3 separate regions of the Mus musculus genome follow, and regions 1 and 2 are each linked to region 3. Evidence: chromatin loops called from intact Hi-C (ENCODE). Cell type or tissue: left cerebral cortex. All regions are shown on one strand.

Region 1 (5,000 bases), 420 kb after region 3:
CAAGAGGCCAGACATTACCTGGGTCAGGTAAGCTGCCAAAGTGCCCAGCAGAGTCCTCTTCAAAATCCTATCAACATGCCCACAAGAGGCAAGCTAATCACTGTGCCTCTGTCACAACCAGAGGAGCCAAAGCCCAGGTGACCCACCTGCATATCACACCAGACTTAGCTCTTTCCCCCCAAGTGTCTGCAGCCACAGCTAAGGTGGACGGTTAAAGTGGAGGGAGCTGAAGGAACCTTTTATGCCACTTTCCAGGCTTAGACCAGGCCAGGTGTGGAGAGAGTCACACATGTTACTTGTGTGGACTGCACAAGACCGTAGTTGCAGCCAAAAGGCCCCAGGAGGGTAGCACCTGCGGACAGTGGAGGCAACTGAACAGGCCTGGCTAGAGGCCATGAGGGTGACTGGTGACTCCACTCATGGTCCTGCTTCTGTTCAGAGCCCGTTTCACTGGCTGCGTTCAAATAACCCAGCCATCAAGTTTCTAACTCAGTTCAGTCTTCTTACAGGAATGTTGTGGCAAACTAAGAAAAACATATTTATCTGAAAAAAATGAAGGATTTTTATTATTGAATTACATGGTTTCTTCCTTTTTATTGAGCTGTGCTAGACTTCACATAAATGGTCCTGAGCTTAAGTGTGTAGTTCAGTGATCACTGTAGTGACCAAATCCCTGAAATCCCATCCTGTTCAAGACAGAGAACCCATTCCCTAATAACTGAGGTAATACTCCAGGGAGAGGCATGAGTCTGTACTAACAAGGCTCTCATCACTGAGGGTGTGGCTGGGTACCTAAGAGATGGGGTGGGGTGGGGAGTAAAGACTGATTTACAATGAGACCCCTGCTTTGGCATTTGCTGGCTCAGGTTCTAGACATCTTCCCCTAGAAAAATCCAGATAATGGCAGTTCTTCCTGTGAGCCATGGGGATAATGACATGAGGTGACTCATGTAGTGGGCTGGTGTAGATGGCTGCTCTTGGGGGAGGGAGTCTGAGTCTATACCCTGACCTCAGGTAAGCAGAATGCCAGCCCTACAGCTGACTGGCAGAGCTGCTGAATCCTCAGAGGGCATCTGCTGCCCTCTGAGGTCTTTAGGAGATTGGTAGAAATGCTGCACTTTATCCGCACTGCCCAGCGCAGCGGCTTCTGAACACATGTAGCTGATTGGTCTCCTGCGGGTAGCATTGAGGTTTTATCACTTAATTAAAATGAGATCGCTATAAATACAAACCAGAGATCTGTCAGGAAAGGACCCAAGGCTGAGACCGGAGTTCTCGCAGCCTTGCCCCCATGGTCTCTGGCACAGCCATGGTAAGAAGCTGAGGAGGAGGCCCCTCCTTGTGGAGAGAAAACCAAACCTTTACATAATTCCAGTGTGGTAGTGAAGTCACAGGAGAAGATGGAAGCCCCTCCCTCCCCTGGAAGGAAAGGACCAGAGTGCCTCCCTGTGTCCTGCCACAGAAATAGGAATGTGCCTGAGTGAGTCACAGAGACCAGAGAAGCAGGCACTGGTGCTATTGATCCCCACTGGGAAGCTTGCTCAAGGATGTCTGGGTCAGAGGGGGATGCAACTGCCCTCCCTCCCTCCTTCCCTCCCTTCCAACTGTTGCTTATTTTGTCAGTGGTTTAATTAATTATTTATTTATTTCTTGGCTTCACGCTACGAAACACAGAACTCAGTGTCTCGTCAGAGGGTTCAGATGCATCCTTTGTTCTGGATCTGAAGTGGGGGTTGAGCCAGGACAAGCATCACACAGCTTTTGGTGTGGGTGGGAGAATGCAATTTGTAAGAAACCACTGAACAGGCAGCTGCTGTCACCTTTACTGACAGCTCTTGGCAGACCGACCACGCTGTCCTATCCCAGGACTCAGTCCCTCTGTCTATGCCCATTCCTGCTTTTGTCCATTGGCTTCCAGTAGTTTTCCATACATATGCCCAGCCTACCCTCCGCTCCCAAGCAGTGGCTCCACCTTTCCACTTGTGAGGCAGCCTCAGTGTAGGGATGCCTAACCACTGAGCTCTCTACAGAATGAGGATCCCCGTCTGTGCTTCAGGCTCCTCTGCCCCGCAAGAGTGCTTCCTGTCTTGCGTCTCCTGAAGATGCCCAGGGATGTATACCCCCACCCCACCCCCAATTTTCACCACAGGAAGGTGCTTTGATTTCCAGGGGAACTGTGTGCTGGTGCTCTGAACAAAAGAGGAAGCATTTGGCTGCTTTAGCACAATCTAGAGGCCAGCTTGAGGTTTGCTGTTGTTTTATGATATGGGGAACCAGGTCTTTTACGAAGGTCTTTTAAATGCTTTTCTTAGGAGGTAGCCTCTCTGTGGGGATGCTTTTTTTTTTTTATGTAACAGCCTTGTAATTTTACAAATGTCTCCAAAGCTCCTATTATTCCATGTGTCAGTCACTGTTCTAAGCTCTCGGGGGTAACTCATTGTCCCTGCTTTTCATTTCCGAAGGGAAGAAGGCAGATGTACTCGTTAGCCCAGCTCTACAGAAGAGGACACTGCGGCTCAGAGTTGGTTTTGTTTCTGTGATTACATAGAAAGCAACAGGCAGTGCCCAGATCTCCTCCCAGCCTCCTGGCTATGCAGTCTGTGCTCCCAAACCCAAAAGGATTCTCCATCTATCTAATCAACTCTTGGGGTATTGCAAGCTCAAGGTATAAAACAGGAGACTCCACTTCTGATACAAAATACCATGTTGACACTGGCAGTGCTTTTTGGTTCTATTTCTAAATATTACCCTAGAAACATTTCTTTCATGTCCAAGTCTGTTTTCTGTTGTCCAACACATAGGATTTATATTTGCTATAGATTAGCATGGGGCAGAACATTGTGATGTCCCTCTGATAATTGCTGGAGCACCACTCAGTTTTGGATATCAACAGGCATATAAAGGCCTTAAGAAATTCTGCCTTAATAGACAACTTGGAAGATGTCCCACTGCTCAAAGGTATCAAGATACCATCAAAGTTCCTGAGCCTCTCCACAGCAAGTCAGAGCTAACAGGGATTCTCAGACCGAGGTGATAAAATTTAGTCTCAACCTGAGATGCTAATGGTAATGAAATAATTCTTTTTAATACCAGGTTCATTGTCTAGTGCTTCAGTCATGCGAATGGCCTCATACATAATCAAACTGGATGATCTGTGAGCTATGTACTTTCTTACCCCTTCATAATTGCTGTCAATTACTTCTAGTTGTCCACCAATTCCTGACAACAAAGGGATTCTAGGTATCTAGTAGCATAAAGTATTGTTTTGCTCACAAACTCACCTTTCCCAAAGCAGGAGCCAACAGAGACTAGAGAATGCTCTGCTTAACTGACTTAGGCCAGCAACTCTAACTTCTCAGTCCCCTAAGTTTCTAAACTCATAGGCCGATGATAACCTTGGTCTGTACAACATTTGAGCCTGTTGTGGCTCTCATTTGATCTTTCTCATCCCTCTGAGTGAGACCAGGGACATCCTTTTCCCTCTTAGTTCTTAAAGATCCTGGGTCAAAAGGGACTCCAAGGGAAGAAACCTGACTACCTGAGCAGAAGTGTGTCCCAGCGTGCACATGCCTGCTTTCTCAGGGGGACCTGGGTGAGTGATCTGTATGGGGCTCTTATAGAGAACTGGATTACTTGTCAGACTCAAATATTGAATGTAAGCTATTATCTGAGAAGTTTGTGTTTACTTTTTGTGTCTGTGAATCCTGGGCACTCTCTGGGATCTGTTGTTGTGTGTGTGTTTGTTCGTTTGTTTAGGTTGGTTTTGGTTTTAGCTTTTTCCTTTTTGTTCTTCGGTTTTTTTCCTTCCTGTGTTGGATGAATAGGCAATCAAGTTTTCTTATTGAAAAATCCTAGTTTAATACTTGCCACATTCCCCTAGTTCTCTCTCCATCTCTACATTTGTCCTTTAAAGTCCCCTCAAGCTCACCAGGTTTCTCTTAGTAGTGATGAGGCATTTATAATGGGACCCATTAGCCATTGTGAACTAAAGTAGGCAGTTAATACACCAATGTCCTTGGAGGGCCACGCTTTCTCTTCTCTTTTGTCACTATGACTTCTACTAAAGTACTAAAAGTCAGTTTCCCACAGAACCCCTAAGAGCCTTTTGGCAATGAAAAGTGAAGGTGAAGTCAATTTCTTATCGTCTAAGAAATCACTAAGAATTAGCACATTAAATCTGACTGCTCTGATAGACTCTTGTGATTATATTCTGATGTTGCTTTTTGTGTGGTGGTTTGAATATGCTTGGCCCAGGGAGTGGTACTATTTGGAGGTGTGGCCTTATTGGAGTAGGTGTACCTTGTTGGAGGAAGTGTGTCACTGTGGGTGTGGGCTTTAAGACTTTCATCCTAGCTGCCTGGAAGCCAGTCTTCAAGCTGCCTTTGGAACACGAGGTGGAACTCTCAGCTCCTCCAGCCCCAACATCTGCCGGGATGCTGCCATGCTCCCAACTTGATGATAATGGACTGAACCTCTGAATCTGTAAGATAGCCCCAATTAATCATCCTTTATAGGAGTTGCCTCGGTCATGGAGTCTGTTCACAGCAGTAAAACTGTAACTAAGACAAGGTATTGTGGGAGTAAGGCTTCCTACTCCTCTTTAGCTTCTTTCTTCTCTCACAATCACCCTTGGACCTCGAAAGCATGACTGAGGACTGTGAGGTACAGCCATATCCTCATCAGAAGAATGATGGCCAGATATGTGCTATGATGTCATCGGTCCTTGTTTCACTTGGACCAGGGCTCTCACCACTGCAGAGCATCCTGAGGACATCAGGAGCCAACCTCACACTCATACAGCCCCTGGCTCCCTCAGCCTCTGGCTCCTACTACCTGCTGCCCTTTTTCTGTGTTTCTTTCCCCAACTCTGCTCCCAGATACCAGTAACTTGAACTCTGAGTCTCTGCATCAAGTCTTCCCTTGGATTAACATCAACAATGCTTCCTATGGACTGAGTGTCTCCCCCGTGGGGCAGAAACGAGTTGTCTCCAATTCTTTGC
Region 2 (5,000 bases), 430 kb after region 3:
TTCCAATCCCCCTGCCTCAGCTCCACAGTAGCTGAGATTACAGTCTTGTGTGATTAGGCCTAATTTATGGATTACTTTTCTGTTGTGTGGTTAAATCTTACTAATGCAAACTACTTTGTTCAGACTGGAACCAGGATCTGAAGTACAAGTGAAAAACAGTTCCAAACTCGAGCAGCATTCACATTATAGGCTGCTATCCCTGTGGGTTAAAGGTTTTGACTGCACAGACCCCACACCGGCGTCAGGCAAGCATCAGACTATGGGAAGCCATGGGACACAGCTCTGGGGATAGGAAAATGCAATCTGAGGTCCCAGGGACTGCCAGAGCTGGCTAGCAGGTCCCCAGGCCTGCCGAGAGACCAGGGCCATCTGGTTCTCAAGCTCTTGGGCACTTAGGCGCCGCTGGACTCATCGGAAGAGCTGAGAATGGAGTGAGGGCCCATGGGCTGGATCCAGCCAGGGCCTAAGGAAAAGTGGGGAGGAGAGCTCTGGCTGGGTCCCACATAGAGGAGAGAGTCCTTGGCTTGGCTTGGTGGAAGCCATGGTTGGGAGAGCTGAGAGACTGTCTGTGAGAGATTAGCATTCGGCTCTTTAGATGAAGGCCTGTTCCATTGCTCCCCACAGAGGATCCTGACGAAAAGAGACAGTCCATGGCTTTAAGACATTTATTGTTATGGCAGAGAGTTGTGATAAGTAAAACTGTACCCCACCTTCTCAGGACAGGCCCGAGGTTAAATACCTTTTGTAGGGAGGAATGTCTGGGAAGGGAAGTTTACTGGATAAGCCCTTCAGAACTTTAGGTACCTCATTAAAATGGAGATCTGTGGTGAGGCTACATGACCTGTGGTTTTCTACCTGTGGAGGGGCTTGGGACGTTGCCCTTACGTGACTGATGGCCACAGGCCTATGGAGAGCTGCTGCCTCATGTTAGGGGCCTGGCATCGAGGAGCGTGGCAAAACACCTACCATCCCTTGCAGGGTCACCTGTGGGGTCACCAGGGTTTCAAACCTAGCTCAACCAGAAGCCAGGCTGCCTTTCATGGTTCCACATATCCCCAAGCCAGTCTTACTAGTAGTGGGTCCATAGTTGTTCCCTTCTGAAGGACTGTAGTGGCCAGCACTATAGGAGTCCAGATCAGGGTCTGCTTTTTGCTGCCTCTTGAAGTTTGAATGAGAGGCTCTGTACATCTGAGGCTCTGTACTTTGCTCACTTGAAATGGTACTCACACCTAGCATGGGGTGAGCTGGCACCAAGCCCGAGGCAGTCATTGTCAGCCTCATCTCCCTGGTTCTTCTCTTGGCAATCACTGTGAGTAAGTGTCCATTGTGCGCAGTCCCACCTAGAGACTTTTAACCCGCTCTCTCTGGCTTCTGCCTCTTTGCTGTGCTTAGATTGTCTCAGCCTCCACTGCTGCTCTAAGTCTCAGCAGAACATCACCCGGTCCCTTCTGTTCCCCATCACCTTCTCAAGTCTGTGCTCTAGGTGTCTTTAGCTACTGTTTCCTCCATCAGCCCATCTGCCCATCCACCTGCCCATACAGGTGCTCTGCCTTCCCCAGCACCTGCATATTGACTTTCTCGACAGTTGTTGTCAAAAGAATAAGAGACAGATTGAAATGTGGCACTCCATATTTCCTGGGGCCCTCATTTTTCTTCTTAGTTTTTCCTTTTTCCTCTTTTCTTTTCAACCCCCTAATGTTTCTGTCTCAGTGCCCGTGATTCATTCATTTGAAGCAGAGGGACATGGAGATCCTGTGGAAATAATGACTTCGGAAATAGGCTCAGAGACTTCCTCTGGTCTCAGGTCCTGCTCCCCTGCTGTTCACCAGACAACTGGACAGATCCAGCGCTGGTACCTCCCAATAGTGTGGTGGCCCAGCAGTGCCATCTTGTGGACAATGAGCTTCACTGAGACGAGGCTCGTGAAATGCAGCCAAAATTATTTTCTATGATGCAACGCAATCAGCCAGACTTATAAATATCCTCTCTCTGGATTTAAATAGGGGGAAATGCCTTCCCTTCCTGATTTATATTTCTTTTTCATTAGAAAGAACATTCTATACTTTTAAAAACAAAACTTTTCAATGACCAATTGTGTATTTTTACATTCATTTGTGAATAGCATGGTATCCTGTGAGTTCATCAAAGGTTTCGGCTTTAAAGGTAAAACAAAAGTAGTGTAATGTCTTGATCCTGAAACTTTGTCACTGCAGAGTTTGTTATAAGCAGAATCTTGGAGATGAAGATATAATTCAGTAGTTAAGAACACTTCCTGCTCTTACAGAGGGCCAGGTTTGGGCTCCCAGCATCTGCCTTGGTGGGTCACAACCATTAGTGACTCTAGTTCTAGGAGATCTAGTGATTACTAGACACATGCATGGTGCACATACATATGTTCAGGCAAAACACGCATACATATAAAATAAAACAAATCTGAAACAACAATTCAGTCTCCTTGCCTTTCCAAACATCTGGACCAGACGATAAGTGTCCACCATCCCAACCCCAGTGACTACTGTGCACCCAGAAGTTTGAGCAGCACAGGTAACCGGAGTCAGATGAAAATTCTGTGTCTTGCTCATGTGATGGTCCCTTCCCAGCTTCAGCAGCTTATGCATTACAAGGGATGCCAAGAACTTGCCCCTTGTCCCCTGTTTCCTGCTTCCTCCACAGCCTAGCTGGTGAGGAAGAACTGAATTCATAGGATTCTTCATGGCAAAAAAAAAAAAAAAAAAATCCCAGGCAGTAACAGCAAACACAAAAGTCACTATTTGTGTGAAGGATCTGAGAATATGATTATGTCAGCCATGTTGCATGAGAACAAATATTCAGAAATAACCATGCACCATGCTTCAGACAGCCATCAGCAAAATTTTCACATCATCTTTTAAAAGGGTGCTCAGGCCAGCCTCCCCAAAGTTCAGAAAGGTAAAATTACATTGAAAAATATTTTTATTGAAGAATGTTAGATTTATTTTACCTCTTACCAGTAGCTCAATAATTATATATTTGTTTATATGATTTTTTGCTAACTAGTAAAATTTTTAAATGAGTTTTTCTTGTACAAGACATGTTCGTTCATTTTGTTCTTTGACAGTTTCATGCATGGATGTAATGTATTTAGAATTCTCTCATCTGCCTCCCTTCCTTTCCCATGTCCTGTTCCCTACAAATCTCTTTTCTATTCTCTTGTTCATCTGTTTTGTGTTCCTCAGGGCTCTGCTAGGACCTTCTGTGTGGCCTTAGTATTGGAACTATCCACTGGTGTCTAGTGGTCTCACCAGAGGGTACATAACTAAAGACAGTAGTCCCTCCTCCCCATCCTGAAGCCCATACTGCCTGTGGTTCGGAAGGGGTGGGGTCCATGAGCCAACCACAATCCCTGCCCATCCATGACTCTGTTGAAACAAGCGTGTGTTGTGCTGGCTCAGGGCAAGTCATTGCAGCTGCTGAGTTTGTGATTATACTGGGTGTGTTGTGTCTAGAGGTTGGGGCTTCACTGCCTTTCTCCCTCTTTTCCAGCTCCTACATTCTTTCTGTCCCCTTCTCTGCAGTGTTCTGTGAGCTATATCAATGGTTTATTTAGAACTGAACCCTCACCAATGACTTATTTAGGGCTGAACCCTGACCTCTCACTTATCCTCATCATCTTATGAAGCCGTGAGTCTAGGAGACCTTTCACATTTGCCACCCTGTGGCTTCAGAACAGCTCCTGTTCAGCCCAGGATGTAGCCCAGCAGCTGCTCAAAGATTCTAACTAATCACTAATTAGCTCTCAGCAAGGCCTGAGCAGAAGGCTGGTGTCCTTCACAGCAATCGTGCTGCTTACCGTAATCAGATTATTTGCATCATTAGAGTCTCAACACAGCTACATGGAGACTCACTAATATATATCAAATATTCATTAAGGAAATAGAATCCTGATGGTTGTGAGCTCCTTTGGTAGTTCACAGAGACTGAAACAAACACGGTCATTAATTGTTTTAAAATATAAACACCTCTACCTTGAGATGGGGGTGGGGAGTGGATGAAGAAAAAAAAACAGCAGCAAGATATAACTAGGCTATCCACACACACCGTTTAATGAAGATCTGTTGGATAGGTGGCATTTTATGGAAACCTGATTTAATATTAGTAAGATAGATATTGTCTTAGTTTAGGGTTACCATTGCTATGATGAAACACCATGACCAAAAGCAAGGAAAGGGTTACACTTCCACACCACAGTTCATCATCAAAGGAAGTCAGGACAGGAACCCAAATAGGGCAGAAACCTAGAGGCAGGAGCTGATACAGAGGCCATGAAGGAGTGCTTCTTACTAGCTTGCTCCTCACAGCTTGCTCAGCTTGCTTTCTTGTAGAGCCCAGGACCACCAGCCGAGAGAGGCACCACCCTGTTTACTGGGCCTTCTATATCACTAATTTTAAAAATGCCCTACAGGGTTACCTACAGCCTGATTTTATGCATGTAGTGTCCCTGTTGAGGTTCTTTCAGATGACTCCAGCTTATGTCAGGTTGAAATAAAAGCTAAGTAGAACAGGTTCCATCTGTACTGCCCTCAGGCCCCAGTGGCTGGTGTTTTCCAAGCGGTAACACTGCTAGCAAACAGTCAAAGCGACGTTCTGAGAATAGCTTCCTGTTCCTTTTGCCATGGAACAGAGATGCTCCAACACTCAATTCAAAGTAAGTTAGATTTTTAAACTGTCTAGAACTGATAAAATTATGGACATTTTGGCCCTAATTTGCTATATGTAGTAAAATTTTACTGTTTTCTTTTTATCTAATTGCCATTAGCAGTGTTGGTCTCCAACCATTTAAAATGATTCCGAAGGTTAATTCCTCAAAATCATTTTGTTTAATGTTAAAATGTAATTATTAGAATGGAGAATACAGCTAATAATATAACAATACAAGTATTATAATGGAATGTGCTATAATAACTGTAACAGATTCTTGTAGGTAACCATTCTTGCCTGTACACACAGAGTAGTAGCCTAGG
Region 3 (5,000 bases):
TATGAGGGGTGCTGATGCTGGAGAGCTTAAAGTTGAATAAATTCTTAGACTTTTAAAAGAAATTCCTAAGTGTAAGAACATTTACTGTGTTTCATGCCTTTAATATTGTTTATTTTCCTTCATAACCAAGTGTATATTTAATTAATTTAGATTAATCTAGAATTTGGTCATTTTAATCATTGTGTTAGATTTCTGTTTTCTAATTATTTTTATAAAAATTAATAAAAGTTAAAGTAAACAAGAAGAAAGCCAAACCCTGTCTGTGCAGAAGCAGACAGTGACACGATGCGATTTGTTTGGCAAGGAACTTTGCCTGATGGCATCCTCGTGCTCACGTCAGATGAGGGTCAGAAGCCTGGGTTTGGCATGCTGGAGATGCTGGCTGACTGGGACTCAGGAATCTAACGACTTCAGGCCATCTTAGTGTATTTCTCTAGCTAGCATTCCTGGTTTATAATTCTGCTCACGCTTACTGACCAAGTAAGCCTCCATTCCTGGTCAATTTTCTTTCTGTACCTTTTGCTCATGAAGAGTGGAGAATTAAGCCTATGTCTCTATGAGAACCTGTACCTAATTTATGTCTATAGAGAACAAGGTGGTAGATTTTCAGACGTCACAAGGTCGTAGGTTGGATGGAAATCTGTCTCTTTGCCTTAGTGACTTTGAGTAATCAATTAGACTATCTTGTCTTCCTGTGTCCTTGTTGTATAAAATACAGGAAGTAAGAGTGCTCACTATAAAGATGAGTTGTAAAGATAATATGCATAAAGTTTCTAGGATAGGGCCTGGCCAAGAAAACTCACTACTCAGGGAAAATAATTGTCTTAGTTCCTCTTCTGTTGCATGATAAAGTACCTTGTTCAAGGTACTTTATAGAAAGAAGGATTTACGTGGGCTTATGGTTCCAGAGGGTTAGAGTCCTTGATGGCAAGAGCAGGAGGCTGAGGGCTCACACTTGAAACACAAAGCACAAAACAGTGAACTGGAATCAAGGCCTTGAAATGTCAGAACCTGCTCCCATGACACACCTTCCCAAACAGCCACCAACTGGGGACCAAGTGTTCCAGTGCTGGAGACTGAGGCCTCTCATTTACACCACCACAAACATGTAGCCATTTCCCCTTTACTATTGCGGCTCCCTGCTTACTGGTTTTTTGGGTGGCAGGATGCGGTTCAGGATACATGTATATATTGTTTTCTTTTTAAATTTAAGTTGTCATGTGGCCCAGGCTGGCCTCCAGCTCCCTGTGTATCTGAGGGGTGCCCGATCTTCCTGCCTCCTCTTCCTGGATGCTGGGGTTACAGCTGCACCACACCCGCCTCCCTTAGTCTCTCCTGGAACATCTATTAGAGTACATTGTGCCTTCTTTTTCTTCTCTTTGCACATTTCTTTTAGGATGTAGTTTCTCGACTACTGTTAGGTTTCTTTTGTTAGTTTTGATCCTTGATATTTATTTATTTTTCAAGAAATAATCTTACAACTCCTTTAAAACATTTAACAATTATATTTTAATTCAAGGTGGAAGGGGGTCAGTGGGTCAAATGATCGATCGCTGTGCAAGTGTGCAGATCTGAGTTCAGCTTGTGAGCACCCACGCGGGAAGCTGTGTGTGACAGTGAATCCCATCATCCTAGTGTGGGGCAGGAGGTGGGAGCTCGCAGGGCTCCTCAGAGGACCCTGCTGTTGGTGCTGACCCTTGATTCTTGTGTGTGCACACTTGGGAGCACCCTAGCCCTAGAGACGGGTGAGCTGGAGACTTGCCAAGGACCTTGCAAGAAAAGTAAACACATTTTTTTTTTTTTCCCCCAGACAGGGTTTCTCTGTGTAGCCCTGGCTGTCCTGGAACTCACTTTGTAGACCAGGCTGGCTTTGAACTCAGAGATCCGCCTGCCTCTGCCTCCCAAGTGCTGGGATTAAAGGCGTGCGCCACCACGCCTGGCAAGTAAACACATTTTAAGTAACATATTTGATTCGCTATTTCTACTTGTTGTTTTTAGTGAAGTATTTGGACCAATTAAGTCCCTGTGCTTTTGGTAACATCCTATTATTTTTATAATTTGAAAGATCTTTTCTCATCTTGAGAGCACTTTGTAGTTTTACCTATGTTTTATTTTTACCAAAATCTTTTTAAAATTTTATTTGTAGTACTCAATTATTATTATTATTATTTTTTTTTATGGTTTTTCAAGACAGGGTTTCTCTGTATAGCCCTGGCTGTCCTGGGACTCACTTTGTAGACCAGGCTGGCCTGGAACTCAGAAATCCACCTGCCTCTGCCTCCCAAGTGTGTAGTGCTCAATTTTAAATTTACATTTTCTTTATTTCATCGTATGAGGTGAGTTCCTTAATTTTTCTTATTAGAGACAGTTGCTCCACTTTAAAACCCACAGAGCTCAGGAAGAATAGTTTGCCAGACTTCTGTTCTCAGTTGGCTTACAGGCAGCAGTGTAACGTTCAATTTTCAGATAAGAAAGTTTTATTGTGAGTTTAGTGGTGTCTGGTGTCAGTGCTGACATGTAGTTTCTTATCTCTCAGACCTAGAGTCACACTGTAACCCCGTCTTTTTCTGCACTAGATGAGAAGGTGAAAGCTCCAGTTTTTGTCAGGTACTGGTGGGTATTTTACTGGTAACAAAGATATTACATATTATTACTATGTGAGAAGATGCAAAAGTTGCCTGGAATTATAGCAGATTTAATATAGTTTAAAAAACAGTTTTTAAAAATTTAACTTTTTATTCCTAACTTTAACCACAAGAGGTCTCCAAAGGATTTTATATTTTGTGTTAAGATTTTTCTTTTTTAAGAATATGAAATCCTTCCCATTTATTTCTCAAGCTAGTTGCATTCATTTTGTATAGTGTGTCATTTTTAGAGTAAAACAAATAGACAAAGATGATCGTCAGCGGAATCAGACACTCCTGAATAGTGGCAGACTGTTTCTCACGTGTCTGTCAGAGGGGATCAGGCATCCTATTCCATTATCCCATTGGTTGTCAAATTGTATAGAGAGAAAAAAATAGCAGCAGTTTTGAGATTGCTTTAGTTTAGAGAGTTTTATGTTTATAGTCAAAAGAAAAGGAACGAAAACCATTACTTAAACTAATAATAACCGTTACTAATAGTATTTACTAGCTCTCCCATTGAGTCCTGAGCCGAGCATGGTGACTGTCTGAGTTCACAGAGATGGACGTACCCTGGTCACAGCAGGCTGTGGAGGAGGTGGGTTGCATAGGGACATTTGCAGGACGGAAGACTTGACTGGATGAAAGAGAGGAGAAAGGTGCATAGTGTGTAAAATGAAACGATTCAGACTCGGGCACACGGCGAGACTCTTGATCAGAGGAAATGCTCATCTTGGCAAGTGAGGAAAACTCATAGGGCTTTAACCAAGCAATGCAGGGAAGGAGATATATTCATGGGGGAGAGTCAGAAGAAGAGGTGGGTGAGCTTACTGCCAGGAGAGACACTAGAGCTTGGGGAAAGTCAGTAGTTGAAAGTAGGAAGAAAGAGAGGTAAGGCCAGGGCGAGTAGGAGGTGGGCTGTGGTCATATGTGTGTGAGTAGGAAGGAGGTCATGTGAGTGTGAGTAGGAGGTGGGCTGTGCTCATGTGAGTGTGAGTAGGAAGGAGGTCATGTGAGTGAGTAGGAAGTGGGCTGTGGTCATGTGAGTGTGAGTAGGAGGTCATATGAGTGTGAGTAGGAGGTGGGCTGTGGTCATGTGAGTGTGAGTAGGAAGGAGGTCATGTGAGTATGAGTAGGAAGGAGATCATATGAGTGTGAGTAGGAGGTGGGCTGTGGTCACCTGCTGCCAGGCTGGATTTGGTGGCACATGCCTATAGTTCCAGCATTCCAGAGGTGAGGCAGAGGCAGGCAAATCCCTGTCTATGGAGCGAGTTCTAGGTTCTAGGACAGCCAGGACTATACAGAAAAACCCTTAGTGGGATGGGGTTGAAGAATAAGAGGGAAAAAGGGAATTTGTCTCATTAAACTGTTTAATAATCTGATGTTATTACATATTTGATGGCTCCAGGTTAGTGACTACAGTGTTCTAAGTTTAATAAGATAGTGCCTTGGACTCAGATGAGGCCATCAACATGATTCTTAGGTCTCAGGAGCCGACTAACCGAGGGATGCCTTTTCAAGCACTGAGGATTATGGGAAGGAACAGCTAAGTACCTCAGTCTGAGGGGATGTTGAGGCTGGGCAATGTAAGGACAGGGTGTGGGGGTGGGAGTGGGAGTGGGGAGAAAGGCTGGCTGAGACATCAGCTGTGGGTGCAGAGTGACCTGTCAGAGATGCTCAGTGCCGGGGCAGGGGGCTGGAGTGCCCATCCGGGAGGGTGGGGCTTTATTAAGATGTTTCTCAGGCTATCTTGCTGAGTCCTGTTATAGCTGCTATACTTTGTGTCAGAATTTGTTCTTCTGCAATTTAAATAACATTTAAAAATCTACAGAGACAATACATTTGTTTTTCAAGTGAAAAAATACCTTTCTAAAAAGGAAAACGGCTGGGCGTGGTAGTGCATGCCTTTAATCCCAGCACTCGGGAGGCAGAGGCAATCGGATTTCTGAGTTTGAGGCCAGCCTGGTCTACAAAGTGAGTTTCAGGACAGCCAGGGCTACACAGAGAAACCCTGTCTCGAAAAACCATAAAAAAAAAAAAAAGAAAGAAAGAAAACGATTTTGTTAAACTTCTAAACTTCTCAATTTGATATATATTATTTTTATAATTTATGGCTTAAATATCTAAACCTAAACCTTGGTGCTGTATGTCATTTTTGTAATAATAAAGTCAAGAGTTTGGAACACAGATGGGCGTATGTACAAAAGTCACAGAATGAATGGGCAGTTGTTGGATGTGAAGGAGGATGCTCTGCTTGAAGTGAGCTTTCCTAGTCAAGTGGGGCCGTCAGATACTGCTTTTTCCTTAATAGCTTCCCCCCATCTCTTTCTGTAAGTACCGGTTTTATAACCATAGCAAAATAAAGAGGGAGGTAGC

Evidence for each region. Hi-C counts contacts between places; a loop is a spot of excess contacts. Peaks named below come from ENCODE experiments on the same cell type or tissue, not always from the same donor. Only the 100,000 strongest peaks of a DNase experiment are listed, where the experiment ranks them.
Region 1: it touches region 3 in a loop (7-fold over the local background); 33 of 42 quality-filtered maps call a loop at or near these places.
Region 2: a loop joins it to region 3, with 7 times the contacts of the local background. A loop is called at or near these places in 33 of 42 quality-filtered maps.

Annotation. Positions count from the first base shown.
Region 1 is chr13:91,912,561-91,917,560 of GRCm38, reverse strand. The region is part of intron 19 of Rasgrf2 (RAS protein-specific guanine nucleotide-releasing factor 2); the gene reads left to right. Among named protein-coding and RNA genes, the nearest start is that of Gm46435, 9.3 kb to the left of the region's middle. In left cerebral cortex, a CTCF peak has its summit at 1,439; DNase peaks (open chromatin) are centred at 1,471, 1,722, 2,176 and 2,538; H3K27ac peaks cover 1,503 bases.
Region 2 is chr13:91,905,291-91,910,290 of GRCm38, reverse strand. All of the region lies in intron 19 of Rasgrf2 (RAS protein-specific guanine nucleotide-releasing factor 2), which reads left to right. Among named protein-coding and RNA genes, the nearest start is that of Gm46435, 17 kb to the left of the region's middle. In left cerebral cortex, a CTCF peak has its summit at 1,893 (motif pointing left); a DNase peak (open chromatin) is centred at 1,872.
Region 3 is chr13:92,335,734-92,340,733 of GRCm38, reverse strand. The region is part of intron 8 of Msh3 (mutS homolog 3); the gene reads left to right. Among named protein-coding and RNA genes, the nearest start is that of Dhfr, 17 kb to the left of the region's middle. In left cerebral cortex, a CTCF peak has its summit at 2,748 (motif pointing right); DNase peaks (open chromatin) are centred at 2,968, 3,446 and 3,612; H3K27ac peaks cover 543 bases.